Linked DNA regions of Homo sapiens: all the other regions are linked to region 1. Evidence: read pairs that join two places in POLR2A ChIA-PET (ENCODE). Cell type or tissue: OCI-LY7. All regions are shown on one strand. Each heading gives the region's core, and the rest is flanking DNA. Links, peaks and the distances in the headings are about the cores only. Region 1 overlaps CPEB4 (cytoplasmic polyadenylation element binding protein 4). Region 2 holds the start of LINC01484 (long intergenic non-protein coding RNA 1484). Region 3 has its middle 16 kb from the start of CPEB4.

The links. ChIA-PET counts read pairs that join two places held together with the same protein. Peaks named below come from ENCODE experiments on the same cell type or tissue, not always from the same donor. Only the 100,000 strongest peaks of a DNase experiment are listed, where the experiment ranks them.
Region 2: POLR2A ChIA-PET joins it to region 1 with 5 read pairs; 8 of 35 experiments call an interaction of 5 or more read pairs at or near these places.
Region 3: POLR2A ChIA-PET joins it to region 1 with 7 read pairs; 25 of 35 experiments call an interaction of 5 or more read pairs at or near these places.

Annotation. Positions count from the first base shown.
Region 1 is chr5:173,923,349-173,928,348 of GRCh38, forward strand. The region is part of intron 2 of CPEB4 (cytoplasmic polyadenylation element binding protein 4); the gene reads left to right. Among named protein-coding and RNA genes, the nearest start is that of CPEB4, 38 kb to the left of the region's middle. In OCI-LY7, for the core only: CTCF peaks have their summits at 2,323 and 2,522; DNase peaks (open chromatin) are centred at 533 and 2,323; H3K4me3 peaks cover 653 bases; H3K27ac peaks cover 2,151 bases.
Region 2 is chr5:173,745,410-173,756,108 of GRCh38, forward strand. It overlaps LINC01484 (long intergenic non-protein coding RNA 1484), which reads right to left and starts at 800. Exons shown (of 3, transcript NR_108027.1): 1 at 611-800. In OCI-LY7, for the core only: no CTCF peak of the experiment used is centred there; no DNase peak of the experiment used is centred there.
Region 3 is chr5:173,869,376-173,875,744 of GRCh38, forward strand. No RefSeq gene overlaps it. Among named protein-coding and RNA genes, the nearest start is that of CPEB4, 16 kb to the right of the region's middle. RefSeq lists a silencer at 5,541-5,699. In OCI-LY7, for the core only: no CTCF peak of the experiment used is centred there; a DNase peak (open chromatin) is centred at 2,996; H3K4me3 peaks cover 516 bases; H3K27ac peaks cover 358 bases.

The DNA of each region.
Region 1 (5,000 bases), core at 1-5,000:
AAAAGTCTAATTAGATCTCTTGTGGCTTCTCTCTCTTATCTCTAAAGTTCTCAATCATTTACACTGACTTAGCTTGTGGTCCCTAGAGATTTCATAAGTTTATCTTGGTGTTTTTTTATGTTCATGTCAGCACAGAGAGCCATTTGTCAAAATTATTTTCACCTTGGGGCCAGTTCTTTATTCATTGGTTCTTTTAATATATGTCTCTTGTAACACATGCTTCTTTTAAGCAAACTTTTTGCAAGGTAGGAGAATTTTAATTTACTGCCTTGGCTTTTTTTCTGGATTGCTTTAATTTTTTCTACTACTTGGTCTGTTTTTCCACTTTTCTTTCCATTATATTTTTTTCACCTTTTTTTTTCCAACTGACTTTGGCTGGCTTAGCTTGGACAAAAACTACACCTAGTTTTGCCGAGTTTTTTAGAGCTTAAAAAATTGCCATTAATCTCTGGTATCATAACATCCTCTTAAGGCAAGTTATCTTGTTGCTCTGTCCTCTAAATGTAGCATCTAGAGTCAGAAGGCTTCTGGCAAGGATAAAAATAGCCTTCCTGCTTGCTGGTTTGTTGTTAGCTTTACTGGCAGTAGGAAATCTTTTGAATTCCTTAATTGGGTCAGCTTCTTACTAGTTTCTCTCTGGACATTCCCTTCTGCCTGAAATTCTTAGATGCTTTTAGATCTTGCAGCTTCGCACCTGCCCCGAGTTGTAGTCAAAGCAGTCCTTCCCTTCTATGAAACCTTCCTCCATCTGTAGAAACATATTCCATTGACCTCTCCCATCTTACAGATAAGTGTTATTTTCTTTTGCCACTACTACAATCTGTTTTTCAATCATCATATTACAATTGAAACATTAAATTTGGGGTTTTGGTTCAAAATGAAGATCCTCTCTGGTTTTATTGAAAAGAAAAATTTTAGGTTGAATTTTTGAAGTTTTCATTAAAATTATTATGTATCTTTGCCAGTTTGGCTTTGATGAAAGTAAGGGGTTAGGTTTTGTTCTTTTCTCTCTTCCTGAGAAGACTTATATCCCTGTTTTTAACCAAGGACACTAGCAAATTCTCATTTTTCTGAAGCTGAAATATCCCCCAGATTTGCCCCTCCCTTTTCCAAGGTTCCAGTTTGGAACTTTTTGGCCAAAATAAATCCTACTTGTCCTTTCTCTTACAAGTGGAAAATTGTTGGTTATCTTCGGCTTATTACTGGGGAAGGGAAAGGAATTAATTTTGTTAAGTACCTACTGCATATTGAGGGATTTTTTTTGGCATTCTGCAAACATTATCTCAAGACTGTCTCACAACAGCTCTGTGAAGTCAATGGAATTATCTCTGTTTTCCTGAGGTTCAGCAAAGCTAAATAATTTGACTTAGGTCACAAGATGATACCGGCTTGACTCTACCCATTACACTGCATCTTCCATGGCAGAGAGATCATCAACTGCTGACTTTGCTTCATTCATTTTCCACAGTTGTTTATTGAGCACCTTTCTCTGCTCCAGGCTCTGGGGTAGCACACCCAAAATCCATAAAGATCTCATTGCCCTACAGCAAGAGATTAAAACAAGTAATGTAAATATGGTGTAATAAGTGTAAAGAATACTGGAAGGAGTACAGAGGGTTATCTGAATCAAAGCAAGGATGATGTGGGGCAGGGAAGGCTTCTCATAAGATGTGAGGCCTAGCAGGGGAACTGCTGGGACAAAAGTGTGGAGGCTTGAGTGGTAAGACATTGAGGGGCAGAGAGAGAGAGGAGGGCCTTCTAGGTAGAGGGAGTTACCCAGAAGTTGAAGTTATGGGCCAGCAGTTCTGAATGGCTGGAGTGCCTGATGTGGGAAGGGAAATGGCAGTGTGGAGAGTTAGGAAAGCCATTAATTCAAAGATTTTTGTAAGTACTGGCTTTTGAGCTGAAAGCCAAATTTGTAGCAGAGAAGGGTTTTGTTTAGCCTAAACTCTGTGTGTTTAGTGAATTTTAAGTGGCTCTTTGGGAGGGGACAAGACTCTTCAGCTGATATCTGTCTCAGCCAGTTCCTTCTTTGTGATTTTGCATGGGAATGTCTTTGTTGGAAGTTGGTTGTAGCACAGATAGATAAGGGGGTAGAATAAGCTTACTGATTTTGATTTGGGGAGTTATTTTTGTGTCAATACACTAAATTATTAAAAATTAAATTTATACCATTAAATTATAGAACATATTGAATGCTGTTTTGTTCATATTGCTATGTCTTCTGCATTTGTGTAAGTATATAAAGTTGGCATTCAAAACCAGTGGATTTATTACACATTTCTTGAGCTTTGCTGTCCGATGTCCAGGTCCCCACAGCGCCATCTTGCTGCAAGTCTCAAGTGGAGTTTGTAAAAACAGAAGATGTGCAGGGGTAGGAGGACTACCTCCTTTAAAATATTACTTATGACGGTATAGTTTTGATTTACTTAGATGTGAGCTAAACAAAATTAGCAGGAGCAGAGGTAGGAGCAGCACTTCTAGTTAGGCAATCAACAACTGCAAATGTATGTGTATGTATATATTTGTGTGCATTAGAAATTTTTAATGGTGCTCACTGAAGACTCCTCTGCAAACACCCTGCTTTTCTTTGGAGTATCCACATTTTTATAGGGTGAATCAATCAAAAGTTGATCCTTAAAAATTTTATGCTACTTGTCACTTTAGAGTTATTCCCTATTATCATTCCTTGGCCTGCACCATGTTGTCAACATTGTTGGCATGACTGTGAAAAAGAAAAGCTTATAGATAGCGTGAAATCTAATTGTGCTGCAGATACATTTGATACTTTTTGGTGTTTGTGTGTTTGAAATGGCAGCATTTATTTTTATTATTTCCTGTTGAATTATCAGTAGTAGTAATATCTGGATTATTCTTTAGAAAATAACTTATTTTACCTAATTAATGAAAGTAATACTTATATATACTGCTAATGTAAAGGAGGATTTCCTCTGGTCTTTTCTCCTTTTATTTTTTGACTTGGTTACTTTAGTTAGTGTCTTAAAAGGATATGATAGTACATACTGTTCTTTTTAGCACCTCCTGCCCCCACCTATTCTAAGTCAGTCTGTTGGTAAATATTGGTTCTTCCAACTGGCAAATGCTTAGCATAGAATTGCCTAGTTGACGTATGGATCTTTTCTAGGTTGTAGGATTTGGTAGTGTAGATCCCCAGAGTCACACTGTATCTGTTGCCTATATTTGGCTAGGTTGAGTCATGTCACCAAATATAGCCTATGCCTTCGGCATGATGTATGCCAGGCTTCTGGTTCCAAATTCTGCAGCTGGCCTCCAGAGACTACTGCTTTTCCTGTCATAATGTTCCTTAAGATTAGGGCTGCTGACCAGGCAGTATTTTTTATATTTATAACAAAATCAATACCAAGAGCCTTCAAAGATTGAATTTTGCTCATCAAATAGGTTCACATGCTGAAATCCTAATGCCTTCCTTCTCCCTTTAGAAATTAAATTCTGAATGTGCCCAAACCTGGATAATGATTAAAGATAGATGAGTTCTTGGCTGGGCACCGTGGCTCATGCCTGTAATCCCAGCACTGTGGGAGGCTGAGGTGGAGGCATCACCTGAGGTCAGGAGTTCGAGATCAGCCTGGCCAACATGGTGAAACTCTGTCTCTACAAAAATACAAAAAAAATTACCCGCGCATGATGGCGGGTGCCAGTAATCCCAGCTACTCGGGAGGCTGAGGTGGGAGAATCACTTGAACCTGGGAGGCGGAGGTTGCAGTGAGCCAAGATCGTGCCATTGCACTCCAGCCTGGGAGACAGAGCGAGACTCTGTCTGAAAAAATAAAATAAAAAAGATGAGTTCTCAAAAACCCAACCAGACAAAACAGCAGGCAGGTACTGGGTTATATTAATATTCAGACATCTCAATTTTTATTTTATTATACTTTACTTATGAAATACTGGTGTTTTGAGTTCAGTGGAATGAACTCATCAAATGCTCACCTGGTACCCAAACAGGACACTCAAGATGCCTAGGTATTAAAAGCTCTAATTCCGAAGGGGGCTTTAATGTAAAAGAGGTAAGAAGGTTAGCCAGAAGCTGAAATGATTAGGTAAGAAAGTTAGTTGTTGCTTTGTAGCTACAAATAAAATTTGGTGAGTTCATTAAAAAGATGTTTCCAGCCAGGCGCAGTGGCTCAAGCCTGTAATCCCAGCACTTCGGGAGGCCGAGGCAGGAGGATCACGAGGTCAGGAGTTGAAGACCAGCCTAGCCGGGTATGGTGAAACCCTGACTCTACTAAAAATACAAAAATTATCTGTGTGTGGTGGTGCTCGCCTGTAGTCCCAGCTACTCGGGAGGCTGAGGCAGAAGAATCGCTTGAACCCAGGAAGCAGAGGTTGCAGTAAGCTGAGATCGCACTACTGCACTCCAGCCTGGGTGACAGAGTGAGACTCCATCTAAAAAAAAAAAAGATAGATTTGAAAAAATCCTTGAGAAAACTTATGCCTACGCAAAAGCCTGCGTGCACATAGATGTTTATGACGGCTTTATTCATAATTGTCAAAACTTGGAAAAACCAAGATACCCTTCAGTAGGTGAATATAGATTAGTAAACTGTGATCCATCCAAACAATGGACTATTATTAAGCACTAAAAAGAAATGAGCAATCAAACCATGAAAAGATATGGAGGAACCTTAAATGCATATGACTAAGTGAAAGATGGCAATCTGGAAGGCTGCATACTTTATGATTCCAACTGTATGATAGTCTGGAAAAGGCAAGTCTGTGAGACAATAAAAAGGTCAGGGGTTGGGGGCTGGCGAAGAGGGATGAATAGGGGGAGCACAGAGGATTTTTATGGCAGTGAAACTACTTTGTATGATACCATAATGGGTGGATACATGTCATTATACATTTGTCCAAACCCACAGAATGAATACCAAGAGTGAACCCTAATGTAAACTGTGAACTTTGGGTGTAACAAATGTATAGGTTGGTGCAAAAGTAGTTGCAGTTTTTGCCATCAACCT
Region 2 (10,699 bases), core at 3,308-8,307, 170 kb before region 1:
GCACACCCATTTCTGCAGATGTGAAAGCCAGAGCGCAGCAAGAAAGGAACACCTTGTGAGCACCTACTATATGCTGGCATCTTACACGCATTAGCTCATAGCTAAGAGTGGGCAGATTTTGTAGCTGTTGCTATTAATGTAATGCAAGCATCAGAGAAGCATTATATGAAAAATAAGTCTTCTTCCCCACATTTGAGAGCGCTCAACCTCTTAAACCTCTCAGCGATTCCTCAGCCTCAGCACTATTGACATCTTGGGCCAAACTTTTTTCTTTTTTTTGTCGTGGGCTGACCTGTGCACTGTAGAATGTTTAGAAGCATTCCTGGCCTCTAGCCACTCAATGCCAGTGGCACCCCCCTCCCCGCCCCGTGACAACCAAGAAAATGACTCCAGACATTGCCAAATGTCCCGTAGGAGGCAAAAATCGCCCCTGCAAAACCACTGCTCTAGAATAATCACTGTTAATCATTTTGTGAAAGGGAAATAAATCTTGGGACCCCAAAATCACTAGGCCAAAGGGAAAAGTCAAGCTGGAAACCATGTTGGGCAAACCCACCACCCATTTCCTTCCTGAAGAAGATAGCTACAAAGATTTTTAAAAGCTACTTACCTTCCTCACAATTTTCCCACAAGGAAATTCCTTGTGGGCCTCAAGATCTTCACCCTAAATTAGTTCTGTTGAATTTCACCCTGGCAATGTAAACCAACAGCTGATCTTCACAGATGTGGGACAGAAAGTCATCCCTCTGCTCACCTGAAGCAAATGCCTATCCGATTGCTTCCTCTGCCCTATTGTTTATGTAAAAATGCTGATTCACTGAGCCAGACTAAGGCATAAGTGACTATTCTTCTACGCCCCCGCCCCCCACCACCGCATGTAAATTGTGTATTCAGTGAAAGGCTGATTAAAGACTCAAAAGAATGCGACTATTTGTCTCTTGTCTACCTATGACCTGGAAACCACCCCCTCCACCTTTCTGGACCAAACCAATGTACATCTTACACATATTGATTGATGTTTCATGTCTTCCTAAAACATATAAAAGCAAGCTGTATCTCAACTACCTTGGGGCCAAACAATTTTTGGCCTCAGGACCTCCTGAGGCTATGTCATGGGTGCGTCCTTAACCTTGGCAAAGTAAACTTTCTAAACTGATTAAGACTGTCTCAGATACTTTGGGTTCACACTTCCTTGAGAATATTTTTAGAATACTTCTAAGCACATGTGTATGCCTTTAAAAAACAAAACCAAACAACGACAACAAAAAGACAAGGCCAGGCTCAGTGGCTCACCCCTGTAATCCCAGCACTGTGGGATTACAGGATCTCTTTGAGCCCAGGAGTTTGAGACCCGCCTCAGCAACATGGTGAAACCCTATCTCTACTAAAAATACAAAAAACTAGTAAAGTGTGGTGGTAGACACCTGTAGTCCCAGCTGCTTGGGAGGATGACTTGAGCCTGGGAGGAGGAGGTTGCAGTGAACTGTGACTGAGCTACTGCACTCCAGCCTGGGTGACAGAGTGAGAGCTTGTCTCAAAAAAAAAGTTTTAAAGAGACAGGTTAATATATACACCTCTTTTATCACTTGCCTTTTTACTTATCAGTATACCTTGGACATCTTTCTGTACATCCCACTCATGAATCTGCATTTCTCCTTTGACAACTACGTGGCATTTCTTTGTGGGTATTGCTGCCATTGATGTAACCAGTTCCCTCACTACTGAGGCAGTTGAGTTGTTTCCAGTGTTTTGCTGTTACAAACAGTATTCCAGTCAGCATTCTCACACATGTATCTTGATATATCCATAGGATAAACCCCTAAAAGTGGAATCACTGGGCCATAGGTGTGTTCAGTTTTAATTTGATGTGCCACATTATATCCAAAATAGTTTGTACAATTTACTCCATTGCCGCTAACATCTTGATGAAAAGTACCAAACATTTAGTGAGCATTGACTGTATTTCATACACCATGTTAAGGGATTTACATGTGCTATCTTATTTAATTCTCACTATAATTCTACTGGTAGGAACTAATATTATTTCCATTTTACAAATGAAAGAACTTTGGCTTAGAGTGATTAAGAGTATTTTCTAGGCGGGGTGCGGTGGCTAATGCCTGTAATCCCAGCACTTTGGGAGGCCGAGGCAGGCGGATCACCAGGTCAGGAGATTGAGACCATCCTGGTCAACATGGTGAAACCTTGTCTCTACTAAAAATACAAAAAATTAGCCCAGCGTGGTGGCGGGCGCCTGTAGTCCCAGCTTCTTGGGAGGCTGAGGCAGGAGAATGGTGTGAACCCAGGAGGCAGAGCTTGTAGTGAGCCGAGATCGTGCCGCTGTGCTCCAGCCTGGGCGAGAGAGTGAGAGTCCATCTCAAAAAAAAAAAAAAAAAAAAAAGACTTTTCTAAGCTTGTCAGTGACAGTACCGGGATCCCAACTCAGAGCTCTCTCAGTCTAAAACCTGTTCTCTTCACCAATACATTTACTCTTCATAACAATTGTGTGAGCTGGGCCCCATTATTCCCATTTCCAATGGGATTACTGAGGCTCCAAGTAGTTAAAGTGACTTGCTCAGGGACATAGAACCCAATCACAAATCTGAGCCTGACTCCAGAATCTGTGTTCTTCTCTTGAGACTCCATGCCAACTCCTCCAGGAAGCTCTCTGGGATTACTCCAGCCATCCTTATCATCTAACCCCCAAGAGCAGCTCCTTGGGAGCCCTGGGAATCTGCAGCAGGCATTTCAACTCAGAGTGCATAGGTGTGTGGGTGTGTGGGATCTCACAGATGTTGAAGTCAGACAGACTAGATTAGAAACCCCTATGCCATCTACCTTCTGAAGTGAACTAGGGCAAGAGACCCTCCCTCTTGGGGTCTCAGTTATTTCATCATTATGATGCTCGTTATTACTGTTGCTATTAGTAACATGATAACAGTGATTACCCCTTATGGAGAGCCTTCTCTGTACCGCCTTTTACAGTGGGTAGTGTTTTAGTTTAGGTCCCTCAGGAAGCAGACACTGAGACAATGATTTGGGGCAAGGTTTTTATTTGGAAGGTGACCCCAGGCATCTTGGTGAGAGACTAGGGAAGTGACACAGGGAACAGAGTAAAACCATGGGATGGTGTGTGATGGACAGGTAATTGCCAAGGCTAGCTGGGCTCCAGCCTGCTGGGGACCTCTGAGAAGTCATGTGGCTCACGCCATGGAATACCCTACCCAGGCAATCCTCAGTGGTTGGGGGTCACTCTCGCTTTGTTGACTACAAGGCATTCCCACAGCCTCAGGTGGGGGCTGGGGTACTGTCTGCAGGTGGCCAGTAGCACAGCCTCCCTGCAGGCAATTTACAGGAGCCTCAGAATGAATTAATCACCACTCACATTGTGTTTACCACTGACCTTGTGTTTTAATTATCATTGACCTAATTGCCATTGACCTTGTGTTTTTTTCCTGTGAGTTCTGTCACTCTTTGGAGGGTCTATGCCTTGTACCTCACTTGGGTTTTTTGCAGTACCATGTGGGGCATGGCATAAACCTCCATAAATTGAGGCTGATGATTTGAATCCTTCAGTCATCAGCAAATATTTACTGTGTACCTACTATGTACTACGTGCTGTTTAAGAAATTAGTAGACTTCGGCCGGGCACGGTGGCTCACGCCTGTAATCCCAGCACTTTGGGAGGCTGAGGCGGGCGGATCACCAGGTCAGGAGATCGAGACCATCCTGGCTAACACGGTGAAACCCTGTCTCTACTAAAAATACAAAAATTAGCTGGGCATGATGGCGGGCGCCTGTAGTCCCAGCTACTCGGGAGGCTGAGGCAGGAGAATGGCATGAACCCGGGAGGTGGAGCTTGCAGTGAGCAGAGATTGTGCCACTGCACTCCAGCCTGGGTGACAGAGCAAGACTCCATCTCAAAAAAAAAAAAAAGAAGAAATTAGTAGACTTCATTTTTTTTTTTAGCAGTTTGAGGTTTATAGAAAAATGAGTGGAAAATACAGAGTTCTCATCTACTTCCAAAGCCCCCCAATCCCGTTACCACCTGTTATTAACATCTTGCATGGGTGTGCTATATTTGTTACAACTGATGAGCCAATACTGATACATTTTTATTAACTAAAGCCTCTAGTTTACATTACGGTTCCCTTTTTGTGTTGTACATTCTATGGCTTTGCACAAAGGCATCGTGATATGCATGATGCCACTATTCCCTGTGATCCACCTATTCAGCCCTCCCCGCTTCCCGCCCCTTCCCTCCAACCCATGGCTCCGGTGACTTTTTCAATGCTGGGAGTACAGCTAGGACAAAATAAAATTTCTGTCTTCAGGGAGCTAACATTTTAGTAGGGAGAGGGATAATATGTAAGCCAGCAAATAACACACCCAAGTCCAGGCGATGATAGAGGCTGTGAAGAGAATTTGTGTGGCTAGGGGAGGGGAGCTCTTGTTTAGACAGGATGGTCAGTGAAGGCCTCTTTGAGGAGATGACACTTGAGCAGAGCCTTCTCTGGCCGGAGACCCAAGGAGGCCAGGCTGTGGCTCCGAGGACTGTGCTGCTGAGAGGCTGTGAAAGATTCCATAGGCCACAGTGGGTGGACCCAGAAAGGCACGTTGACCCCTCACAGTAAAGGGAGGTGTCATGGCTGAACTGGGTCCCCCTGGCCTCAAATTCATATGTTGATGTCCTACCCCTAGTACCTCAAAATGTGACCACATTTACAGAGAGCATTTTTTTTTTTTTTAGACAAAGTCTCGCTCTGTCACTCAGTCTGGAGTGCAGTGGCACCATCTCAGCTCACTGCAACCTCTGCCTTCCAGGTTCAAGTGATTCTCATGCTCAGCCTCCTGAGTAGCTGGGATTACAGGTGGGCACCACCACACCCAGCTATTTTTTTTTTTTTTTTGTAATTTTTAGTAGAAATGGGGTTTCACCATGTTGGCCAGGCTTGTCTTGAACTCCTGGCCTCAAGTAATCCACCCACCTTGGTGTCCCAAAGTGCTGGGATTACAGGCACGAGCCACGGCACCCAGGCAGAAAGAAAGAGGGTAAGAAGTTAAATGGAGCCATTAGGGTGTGCCCTCCTCTGGTATGAATGGTGTCCTTACAAGAAGAGGAAATTAGGACACAGACACACACAGAGGGAAGACCAAGTGAATGAAGATGGCATCGGCACACCAAGGAGAGAGGCCTCAAGAGAAACCAACCCTGCTGACATCTTGATCTTGGGTTTCTAGTCTCCGGAACTAGGAGGCAATAGATGTCTGTGGTTTAAGCATCCCAGACTGTGGTATTTTGTCGTGGCAGCTGGAGCAAGCTAGCACAGGAGGCACGAAACCTGCCCTTCCATTCCCCCAGCCCTCCCATCCCATGCAGAGGTGTTAGAGAGCATGATCTACTGTCACTGAAACAGTCTAGGTCCTAGAAGCTGCCTTGAGGTGGCCTTCCTTTCCATCTCGGGGGAGCAGAGCTAGCTGTTCTACCTGCCTTGCTCTATGACTCTCTGCTGGTTGTGGAGGCCACTCACGGAGGACCCACTGGGCATGTCCAGAACAGCATCACAGACATCTGCATCCTGACAGGCAGAGGCCAAGACCCCATTCTTCCTTCCACTTAGTAGTTGTGTGACCTTGAGTGGGTTACACCTTCCAAGCCTCAGTTTCTATATCTGTGCAATAAGGGGAAGTGAAGGTTCCTCCCTCCTGGGGGGGACCGGGGAACCAAATGAGTGACCGTGTGAGAAACACTCAGCCCAGCCCAGAACACAGATGAGGTTAGCAACCCTTTCATCCCATGTAGCATTTGTCTTTACAATGAGTCTGAGGGGGAGACGTTATCCCCATTTTATGCAAGAAACCTGACCTAAGGGCACCTTGCGGTGACCAGCCAGTCAACCCACAGCCTTGAAGAAGGGACCACCACCCCCTGGCTGGTTCTGCCCCCGATCCTCTGGTGGAGCAGGTGGTGCAGTTGGCTGTGGCACTGACATCACTGCGGTCCAGGCTGTGGGCCCTGGTCTTGTAAATAAGTCTCAAAAATTTGACTCCACTCTCCGTCCCTCCCTAGCCCCTTGAGTCAGCAGGACTGCCCTGAAACAGCTCAAGAACAGACTTTCCATGACGTTTCCAGCTTTTAATTTTCCTAGTTCCCTTCTAAATCACCTCTCTGGACCTCAGTTTCCTCATTTGAAAAAATGGGTAGAAGGGGTCAGTGCTTTCTCAGGCCTCCCCGCCACAGCAGAACCATCTAGGAATTCTGCCAGAAATGTCACTGGGGGAAGTCATGCCATGGTGACAGTCACACTTAATGACAGCTCTTATTGACTGCACATTTCCTATATCAGGTACTTTCTATACATCCTCTCATTTTATGTCTGACAAGGAGCCTATGAGGTGGTTGATACTGTCCCTATTTTACAGATGAGAAGACAGAGACCCAGAGATGCTCAGTGGTATTTTCAAGTCCTCATGGCCAGTGCATGGTAGAGCTGAGACTTGAAATCAAGTCTGTCTGGGTTTGAAGTCTGTGTCTCCTGCATCCTGACCCTGACCCCCCGTGTGTCTCGTGGCTTACAGTTTTAGGGTTTTGTTTTTAGGCAAAACACTGTTTTGTCTGAATTACAATTCAGTTCAGGTTTATTTTAAAATTCATAACAACACAGGTGACTTCCAAATTGTAGCAGCAAGGTTGGTGCCTAGAGCGCAAGTTTTACAGCCCAGGTTTTCCTTTGCTCTTCCTTGGGAGGGGAAACATCCTGTGCCATGAGCATTTGCTTTAATTTTTACATACACACACAGACACAGACACAGATACACACACACCCAGGGATAGATTCATTTCTCCAGCTCTCCTTTGAAATGGAGGGAGTAAGATCTGGCACAGTGGCTCACGCCTGTAATTCCAACACTTTGGGAAGCCAAGGCGAGTGGATCACTTGAGCTCAGGAGTTCAAGACCAGCCTGGGCAACATGGTGAAACCCCGTCTCCACAAAAAATACAAAAATTAGCCAAGCATTGTGGCACATACCTGTAGTCCCTGCTACTCGGGAAGCAGAGATGGGAGGATCACTTGAGCCCAGAAGGCAGAGGCTGAAGTGAGCTGTGATTGCGCCCCTGCACTCCAGCCTGGGAGACAGACTGAGACCCTGTCTTAAAAAAAAAAAAATGAAATGGAGGGAGCAAAGAACAGAGATATTGTTGAGGCTTGGGGCTGAAATTAAAGTTCAAACTAAAATCCTGAAGAGATTGACTATGCTGATTTCCTTTGGACGTTAAAAAGCCTGCCAGAAGGATGCTAATTGACAAGGCTTCCCAGGGCTTGGAGGAGTTTCCCAGAATGCACTGTGAGTGAGGCAGACAAGGCTGCACGGGCCCAGTTCTCTTTGTTCTGCATGTGTGTTGCTGCGGCATGGCATGATGGAGACAGATAAATGCGAAAACATTTTGTACACTGGATAGTGTACAACAAGGAGGAGGAGGAGAATGTGGCTCACATGGCCTGGTTTCAGGCTCAGCTTTGCCCCCAGCTAACTGTGTGACCTGGAGGAAGTTGCTTATCTGGGCTGCAGTCTGTCCCTAAGAAATAGTTGGACACTACAAGATCTCATTTTTCCATTTGAGTCTAAAAAAGATTACCTTGGCCAATGTGGCACAAAATTCTGTTTCCTAGAAACATACTCTTAGCAGCAGCAATGATAACAAAATATAAAAGTAGCTAATATTTATGAAGCACGTAGTATGAGCTAAGCACTGAGCAAAATAATTTTTGCATGGCCCATCTCACTTATATCTCCTGATAAAGGCACAAGCTGGATACTTATATTATCCCTACACTAAGGATGAGAAAACTGAAACTCAGAGAGGCTAAAGGATTGCTGAAGTCCCTGAGCTAGAAAGTGGCAGATCTAGGATTTGGAAATTTGGAAAACCAAATTTTCCTGCGTCCATGGTCTCCCCCTTAAGCAAAGGTTCAGGTCACAGTCATAAGCCTGGATGCAGCAGTGGAGATGGTTAGGGCTGATAGGCCCTCACTTCAGGGTCACCAACAAGCCAGAGTCTGATCTCCTCTAACGGAGTGTCCCTGGCTTCGGCAGGCAGTGCGGGAGCGTAACCGGATCTGCTTAGAGAGGCCCCAGCTTGCGCCATTCACTGGGCCAGAAACCTGAGCTGCTCCTGAGAGGGCTGGAAAACAGCCTGGGGCTTGGAGATTGGCTCACACTATCCCAGCTATTCCAACGCAGACTAAATGGCTTCTGGCCCTTGTTAATGGCGCCATCTCAGATCAGTGCCAGGGGAACCACTGGTCATTTGGGGGCACTGGAGGGAGCAGGGTAGAGGCGTGGGGTGATGGTGGGTGATTAGCAGCTCCCCTCTTCCTCCTCGCCCCTTGGTCCCTCTAGTTGACCCACCACCTTCCCCCAGTTGACGCAGCACAAATTTCTGGTGGGAGGGATACTCAGGTTTGGGAGTCCGTTTCATTCCTGCATGTTCACTATTTATAAGCCCAAGTCACAGCCTGCCTGGAAATTCCAGGCCACACTCCTGCAACCCAACCTGATCAAATATTCATGGAAGCCGATGAGCTGTCATCACCATGAATCCCACGATCTGCATTTATTGCTTTGACACTACTTTATAGGAATTACTTCTCCTCCTCTGCCCTGTGCCACATTTTCACCACCCTTCCCCAGTAAATCCAGCTCTGAGTAATTTATAAATCTGTAGCTTATCAAAATTGTGCTCAGGCCTCAACTTGGGAGAAGGAAACTAAATGGAAATTAATTTATATATTGGGCATTGATTACAGTGTAGACTCTTTTAAATGTTTGTTTGCAGAAGTGCATGGTAAGGTAAAAAGAATCTTTCAATCAGAAAGACCAGGTCTTGAGTCCCAAAGCTGCCTTTTGCAATGTGATAATAATAACTTAATTGAATCTGAGTTCATCGTGTCTCAGACAAGGCACTCACATGACAAGTCTATGAGCCAAAATATGTTATTATTATCCCTCCTATTTTTCAGATGAGGAAACTGAGGCACAGAGAGGTTACATAAATTGCAAAAGGCAAATCGCAAGGTCACATAAATTGCAAAAGGTAAATTGCTAAGCCCAATTTCCACATATTGGGAAAATAAGGGATAATAATTCCTGATTTACCAGGTACTTGGGAAGGTTAGATTCTGTAAAGTGGAGGGCTTAGCACATAGAATGCCTCCCATCCCCTCCCCTTCTCTCCCCTTCCCTTCCCTTCCCTTCCCTCCTGCCTTCTTTCTTGCTTTCCAATATTGATCAAGGGCTGCCATTATGTCAGGTCTTGTGCTTGGTCCTGGAGAGATGGCGTGAACCAGGCAAATGCTGCCTTCTCCTTCACTCTCTCTTGTGAACCTGCCATCTTGCAAGGTGCAGGCGATAAACCATGACCTTCCCATTGTTCCGTGTCCTCTGGCACCAGGAGGATCAGTATTTCCCCTCCTATGGCTTCTGCCTTGTCTCTGGTTCTGGGGGTTGGGGGAATGATTGGAAGGCCAAATCCAAGAATCTTTGTCGTCTGTTGCCCCTTTCTTAGCTTTTAATGTGATCAAAACTCTGGTCTGGACTGAAGCCTAGAGAAGTAGACATGTTTGCCCCAAGGCTGTCTGAGGAGTGAGGAGCTAGGGCAGGATTTGAACTAGATATGTCTGACCCAAGCCCCATGATAAGGCCGTGTGTTCTAAACTCAGGCAACTGTTATGGGTGCAAATTCCTTCCCTACTTTGAGCTAAAATCCCCAGCCTGCCATTTGCATCTGATAGTGTTCTATATTCTCAAAATAGAAGTCACTCTGGCAAATATTTGGCATTATATTTCTGTCTTTCCTAATGCTCCTCTGCTCTTCCAACTTTTTTTTATTAGAAAGGATGTTGAGTTCCTTTTTTTTTTTCTCCTGTGGCTCTTGCTGAACCTGCTACCCTTTGTCAAAGTGTCCCTTTAAGCAGTATGCCTGAAGTCGAATGGGCCACTTCCAATGAGGGCTAAAGTGCGGGAATGAGCAGGCTTCCCATCTCCAATAGTGAGTGCTTGCTTCATCAGCTTTTCTGTTGGGCACACCCTACAAAACATGATCTTTGAGTCCTCTGGAACCACCAGTTATGGGCGTGCTTCAAAGGGGAGGGTGCCTAGGCACCAACATGCATTGAGCACCTCATGGGTTCCAAGCTTAGTTCACACACAGTGTTGCTTTGAGTTGTCTCCATATGTCTCTGAAGCAGGTCTTATTAGTCCCATTTTGCAAATGAGTCAACTGAGGTTCAGAGAAGGGCTATAATTAGGATCACAGAACTAAGCAAAATCTCCCAATCTTTTTGCCCATGTGGTCAGGTTTTGAAGCCCAATGGGCAGGACCGATAACAACCACTGTGAAAATAGTGAGTTTGGATTCAGTTTCTCAGACGTGACATTCATAATATGTTGGAGTTCCAAATGTTTCAGGACCCAGAGTTGGGGTATGATCCCCAACTTCATCATTTCTCTGAATTTCATCATCATGGCATTCATAAATGTCACAAATGGGACAGTGTTGTGTTCAGACTCCTGAAGTCTCCATCAGAGACCTGCCCCATCCCAGTCTCTATGGTCGCACTGACCAGCACTTTTCATGTCTTGACCCAAGGACAAGAAAGAATCCAGTGAAAATATCTTCACTCCCGCCCCCTGCCAC
Region 3 (6,369 bases), core at 1-5,000, 54 kb before region 1:
CAGGCATTCCTGATTCAGGGGATGTCCCAGAAGCCACCCTGGAAAGGCAGTGGCCTCCTCAATACAGAGCTAAAATACAAACGTGAGACTTCCTTGAAGCGGATCGAGGCAGCCAGCCCTGTGACTGGCAGCTGAGTTCAGAGAACCAGCCAAAGCAAAGCCGTGTTTCCTTTGCACATAAAGCATCCATTCTCAGCCATGCACACTGGCACAGACACTCACAGACCAGAGCCTCAAAGGGCTGGACAAAGAAACAGACACAGGCAAGAGCAAAAGTTTTTTTTTTCTTTTCTAAATGCAAAGCCCAGATAATACTCAACATGTATATACAATTTTCATATGAGCTGAATTTTTTATAGAAAAGGCAGAGACTTCTTGTGCCAAAGTTTTGGGGGCAGATGGCTGGGGGGTTGTTTATAAAGACAGATTTATAGCCTGTGGCCCCTTCTTCATGGGCTGAAAATACCCCGGCTCTGTTTCCCCCATGTTTCTCATTTTCCACCCATCTTCTCCTTTTCCCCTTTTCGTTTTTGATACCTTTCAGTGGCCAGCCCTGGCCAGCTACCCTTCAGTAGCTACAGAGATGAGCTATTCAAACCTTCCTCCAGAGCCCTACAGTCAGGTAGGGGAGACAGACAAGAAAAGCCAATAATGAAAATACAGAATAAGGCCAGGTGTGGTGGCTCACGCCTGTAATCCCAGCACTCTAGGAGGCCGAGGCGAGTGGCTCACCTGAGTTATCAGGAGTTCGAGACCAGCCTGACCAACATAGTGAAATCCTGTCTCTACTAAAAATATAAAAATTAGCCAGGCATGGTGGCGGACACCTGTAATCCCAGCTACTTGGGAGGCTGAAGTGGGAGAATCACTTGAACCCGGGAGGCAGAAGTTGCAGTGAGTGGAAATCACATTGCACTCCAGCCCGGGTGACAGAGCAAGACTCTGTCTCAAAAAAAAAAAAAAAAAAAAAAAGACAAGACAAGACACTAATAGAGCAAAGGAAATATACATAGAGTGGGGAGGGGGCAGGTGGGATCAGAGGGGATTTTCACGATATGTTACCACTGGTACTGACTGACCAGATAGAATGATTCCATGACCCATTGGAATGGACTCCAGCCTTTACATGGGATTTGGTGACTATCAGCTCATGGTAGAATAAGAGAAAGCTTCATGGAGGAGGTGAAGACTGAGCTGAGGTGTAAAGGGCATGTTTGTGAGGCAGGCATATTTGAGATGTGGCAGTTTCGGGCCAAGGGAACAGTAAAGGCAGAGAGGCAGGAGAGAAAGTCCATTAGGGGAACTATCAGGACCTCTCCATCGCTGATCCCTCGGAGGCCCAGAGTGGTCAGTAGGTATCTGTTGAATTAATAAAAGAATAATGAGTCAATGAATGAAGTGGAAAATGTGTGGTAGGGGGGCATAGAGGGTGAGGCTGAAGAGCAGCAGGGAGGCAATAAGATAGCTACCATTTATTGCAGTCTGAGATGTGCCAGAACTTTACGCAGATTATATTATTCTATCCTTCCCATCAGGGCTAGCTAAATTGTCTATATTGTATGAGTGAGGAACCTAGAGCAGTCCCAGGCACAGAGAGCGTGTTAGACAGGTATTAGTATTACCCCAGAGTTACAGATATGCATGTTGAAACTCAGAGAAATAAGGTAACAGTTTGTACAGCCAGGCCTTTCTGACCCCAAATCTCATTCTCTTATCTCAAATCCTAGAGGAGAGTACGGCCATTTAACTTACGTGAATTTTGCTATACACATTTGCGGGGGTGGTGGGAAAGGAAATTTTAAGAACATGGGCCATTCTTCTCATCATGATCTATGCCATGGAGTAAACGTGGGGCAGAGCCTGAATCTAAAAAGGTTGCCTTCACTCCTCTCAGTTCCTTTGGGCCTCTCATGGCCAATATGTCTAGGTGTCCACATGATTTCCATACAACAAAGTTCCTAAATGCAAGCCCCCTACTTTACTTGGGCTCAATCAAAGAAACAGTGATGTATCTGGTCCAACCATGGACATTAAACAATCACTCTTCCTGTATCATGCACATTGATAGACAAGTTAGGAAATTGTTGAAGATGATTTTTACAATATCAATGCAGTCCGTGTTGTCTTTGGAATGTACTGGCCCCAGGAAGGTGCAATTATGCCCAGGGCAGCCTCCAGGTTAGGAATGGCCAGCTGGTCTGTGGGTTAAAGACCCTTGCCTTGGCAGCCATCTTTGTGCCCCTTTGTGCTTGGAATGCCAAGTATCTTCTGATTTTCAGTGGCCAAAGCAACCAGATATTATCTGAAAGCCAATAGTGGTTTTCTCAGCTATGGGAACATGATGAAGACCAAAAAGACCACACTCTGGTGTTGTGGATGCCATCCCTTGGCTTTCCACCACCCTGGTCTTTCTGTGGTTAATTTTTGGCTCCCAGAAATGAAGGCTCCATAACAGAGCTGGAAAGCTCTCTCCAGGGCACGAAGGAGCTACCGAGCTGAGACCTCTCTTTTGACATCTGAACATCAGAACCTAATCAAGGATGAGGACCATTACTTGGACCCGTTTTTCTAAGGTGACTCAGCCTGACAAGGCCCTAAATAACATCCAAATATTATCCCACACTGGGAGAAAGAAAGAAAAATAAAATCAGGCTACTTCATCATTTGTCTCTCATGAATGCATCTTATGAATATTTTCCTTTAAAAGACTAATCTGCTGAGAACTTGGAAGAACGTATTTGTGTGCATTCATTAAGTCTCCAACTTAGAGGCACATTCTGGGACTAATTATTTTTTAACTAACTAATCAGCATGTTTCATTCATAAATTGGGATTTATCAGTATAGCACATGAAAGGAGAGAACATATTATTATTTTAATTTGGTTAATATGCAAAAACGTGCTGTGTTTGTAATGACCTGCTTTCACTGAATAGACACAGCCTGGAAATAGTAGCAGCTTCCTCTAATGAGGGTTCTGGCTCCTGGCCCCAGCTGCTCGGCACTAGAAACTCAGTTTGCTCTCTGACCCATCAGCGTTTGTGCTTCTCCGGTGAGGAGGCAGGAGTGATTTCCTCACAAGGAGAAAAACCAAAGGCCTTGTGTTTGCTCTGCTGATGGAACCAGTTACACCCGCTTTGTTAGTGGGAAGAAAAAGCATGGGGGTAGGGGCGGAGAGTGGTGGTTGGAAGGGGTTATCACACACACACACACAGACACACACACACACACACACACACACACACACACACACACACACACGCTCCCAGAGGCCCAACTCCATTAATAAGAGATTCCACCATAATCTAGTGATTCTTGTATCTTACTCTATTGCGCCCATCATCCATGTGCAGCTTGTCTACCATGCAAATAAGTCCTCTGTTCTGAAGTCCCTTGATAAAGGGATTTATTTACCAGCCTAAACTGGTTATCCCATTTGCCCCTGCAAATGTGTGGTTCCTCCTTGCCTCTGAGCTGTCACACACGCTGGTTTAGAGCCACTGAGCCAGGGCCTCAGGTTCATGCAGCCTGTCAGGAGCCTGGGTTGTCTCCCAGACCCCTGCAAACATTCGGCCCAGCTTTGAACCTGAATCCTCTTGCCCCTCTGATTCGGCTCAGCTTTGAACCTTACTCGTCTTGCCCCTCTGATTCGGCCCAGCTTTGAACCTGAATCATCTTGCCCCTCTGGCCAACAGCACTGCTCTGGACTCACCTAGAAGGGCAACGTGGGGCAGGCGTCGCCACTGGCCTTTCTGTGACACGCTGGAGTAGGGTCCAGCTGTATTTTTTCTGTCCAGCCCTGGTGCCAGCCTGCTGAGGTCTCCACCCAGACACATCCTGATGTGGCACATTCTAGAGCCAGGCGCTGCTTTTGTGTTTTAAAGGAGGACGTTTCCTCTTCTGTTTTTTTTTTTTTTTTTCACTGTAGAAGCTCTTTTTACATTCTGAAAGAAATACACATGCTCATTGTAGAAGATTTAGAAAAAGCAGAAAACTATCCATTAAAATTCAATCTATAATCCCACTAGCATGAGACTACCCGCATGCACACTGACATTTGGGGTGTTTGCTTCTGGCCCCTTGTGCCTGTGGCAGAACAGGTCTTCTCCAAGAGGGAGAGTGACCTGGGCTTCCTCTATTTGTGAAGCTCTGAGTGTGAAGCAATACTAAAACAGAATGAAAACCATTGTGCCGTATTTTAAATGTGTATATTCTTGATATATTGTGCACAGATATACTCTTGCCATTTATCATGTGACTCTTACAACAGTGTATCTGTGACTGTGTGTGACAGTGTTTAGAGTATTCCTGTGATTATTGTATAACTGCATTTACAGGTCACGTCCAAAGTCTCAATTAGTGAACATAAGACCTGGTCAAATGGCTCTCCTGGATCCCTTCCCATAACCCCATGGGCATTTGTACTTACATCATATCGGAGATCATACTGCATTCATATTTTTATATTTTGACTTAATACTATTTTGTTAACCTTTTCACAAGTTAATAAAAATTCTTCCACAGCAAGCTTTTAGTGGGTAACCAGCATTCTACTATGTAATCTTACTACCTAAGCTTTCACCCATTATTGAACATTTCAAATGGCCAATTTTTTCCCCATTATAAATAATACTGCATTGAACATCTTTCTGTGAAAATCTTTGCAACTCTCTGGGGTTATTTCCTTTGGATGGAGTCCTAAAAGGAAAACTAATGGGCCACAGGGTAGGAACATCTGAGAGTATCTTGTTTCATGTTGCTTGATTTGTTTCCAAATAGGTGGTATTGATTTATCCTGAAAGTTAGAACATTTTCACTATCTTATTTAGTCTTTAATTGCACAAGTAATTCACAGGAATACACTCTCCTTGTACAAAATTTAAGAAAGTAAGGCCTAAGTCTCTTTTAACCACCCCCTCCAATCCCTGAGGTAGCCACAGTTTTCAGCTTAACAAATGTCCTCTAACAATGCATTTATTTAGTTATCTGTGTTCTTACATAAAATTGCATTACCTATAAAGTATTAAAAACTTGCATACTTCTATAACCGTAGAAAATGTAGTATTTTTGTGTGTGAATTTTTTACATAAATGGTGTCATAATGTATAGGTATTATGTGACTTGTTTATTGCCTTCAGCTGTCTGTCTTGGAGCTCTTCCTTTGTGCATATAAATCTACCTCATGCTGTCTAACTTTCCATATGTTTCCATGGGCTACATATAGGCTACATATTTGGATCCTCCCAATTTTTTCATGTTTACAAATAGTGATGCAATATAAACACTTTTACACAAGCGATTTGAACAAGATTTTTCTCTACTTGAAATCAAATGGTATAATTACTGGGTCATGGGATATGCACACTTTTAATTTTAATAGATGCCAAATTAGGCTGGGCATGGTGGCTCACACTTGTAATCCCAGCACTTTGGGAGGCTGAGGCGGGCAGATCACTTCAGGTCAGGAGTTCGAGACCAGCCTGGCCAACATGGTAAAACCCCGTCTCTTCTAAAAATACAAAAATTAGCCAGGTATGGTGGTGTGTGCCTGTAATCCCAGCTGCTCAGGAGGCTGAGGCAGGAGGATTGCTTGAACCCAGGAGGGGGAGATTGCAGTGAGCCGAGATCACGCCACTGCACTCCAGCCTGGGCAACATAGCGAAATTCCATCTCAAAAAAAAAAAAAAAAAAAAAAAAGAATCCAAGTTGTAGAGGACATTTTAAATTACTTTTATTAGGAATATTCTAGAATGTTGTGGATTTGGGCTTAATTATCAAGGATGTAATTCTAAAGTGTTCTATTATGTAGGATGTCACCCAAAGGTCTTTTCATGTCTTCATTCATTCCCTCCATCTCCATCTGCTCTGGGCCCAGGGTGGCCCACTCACCTGCAGTACACAGTCAATGAATGCAGGTTAGGCACTTTCCCCTTCACCCAGCCCCACCCTTTCAGAGCCCCAACCTGACACCTGGTTCCCTTCAGCACCTGCCAAGACCCTGCTCATCTTTCCAGATAGAGCTCACATGTCCCCTCTTCTTGGAAGCCCTCCCTAGAGTGCAGGCTGTGTAAAGCAACCTCTCTTCAGTGTCCCCATGGCACCCTTATTTATTGGCTTGTCATGCTTACTGCAATTTGGAATTTAGTCATCTCTACCCCGTTAAAATGGACAGTCTTGGGCTTTCAATGGTGCAGCATTTGGGTGTCAACTGATAAATATGGACCACTGACTGAATGACAAATGTGCTCGAATGGCAGTCTGTCGGTTTCCAAAGAGAAGGGACCAACCACATGCAGCTTTTTTCGTAGAGAGCTTCACAGAAAAAAGGCTGCAAAAACATTAGATGGCTAATAATTGACCCTTTATGGTG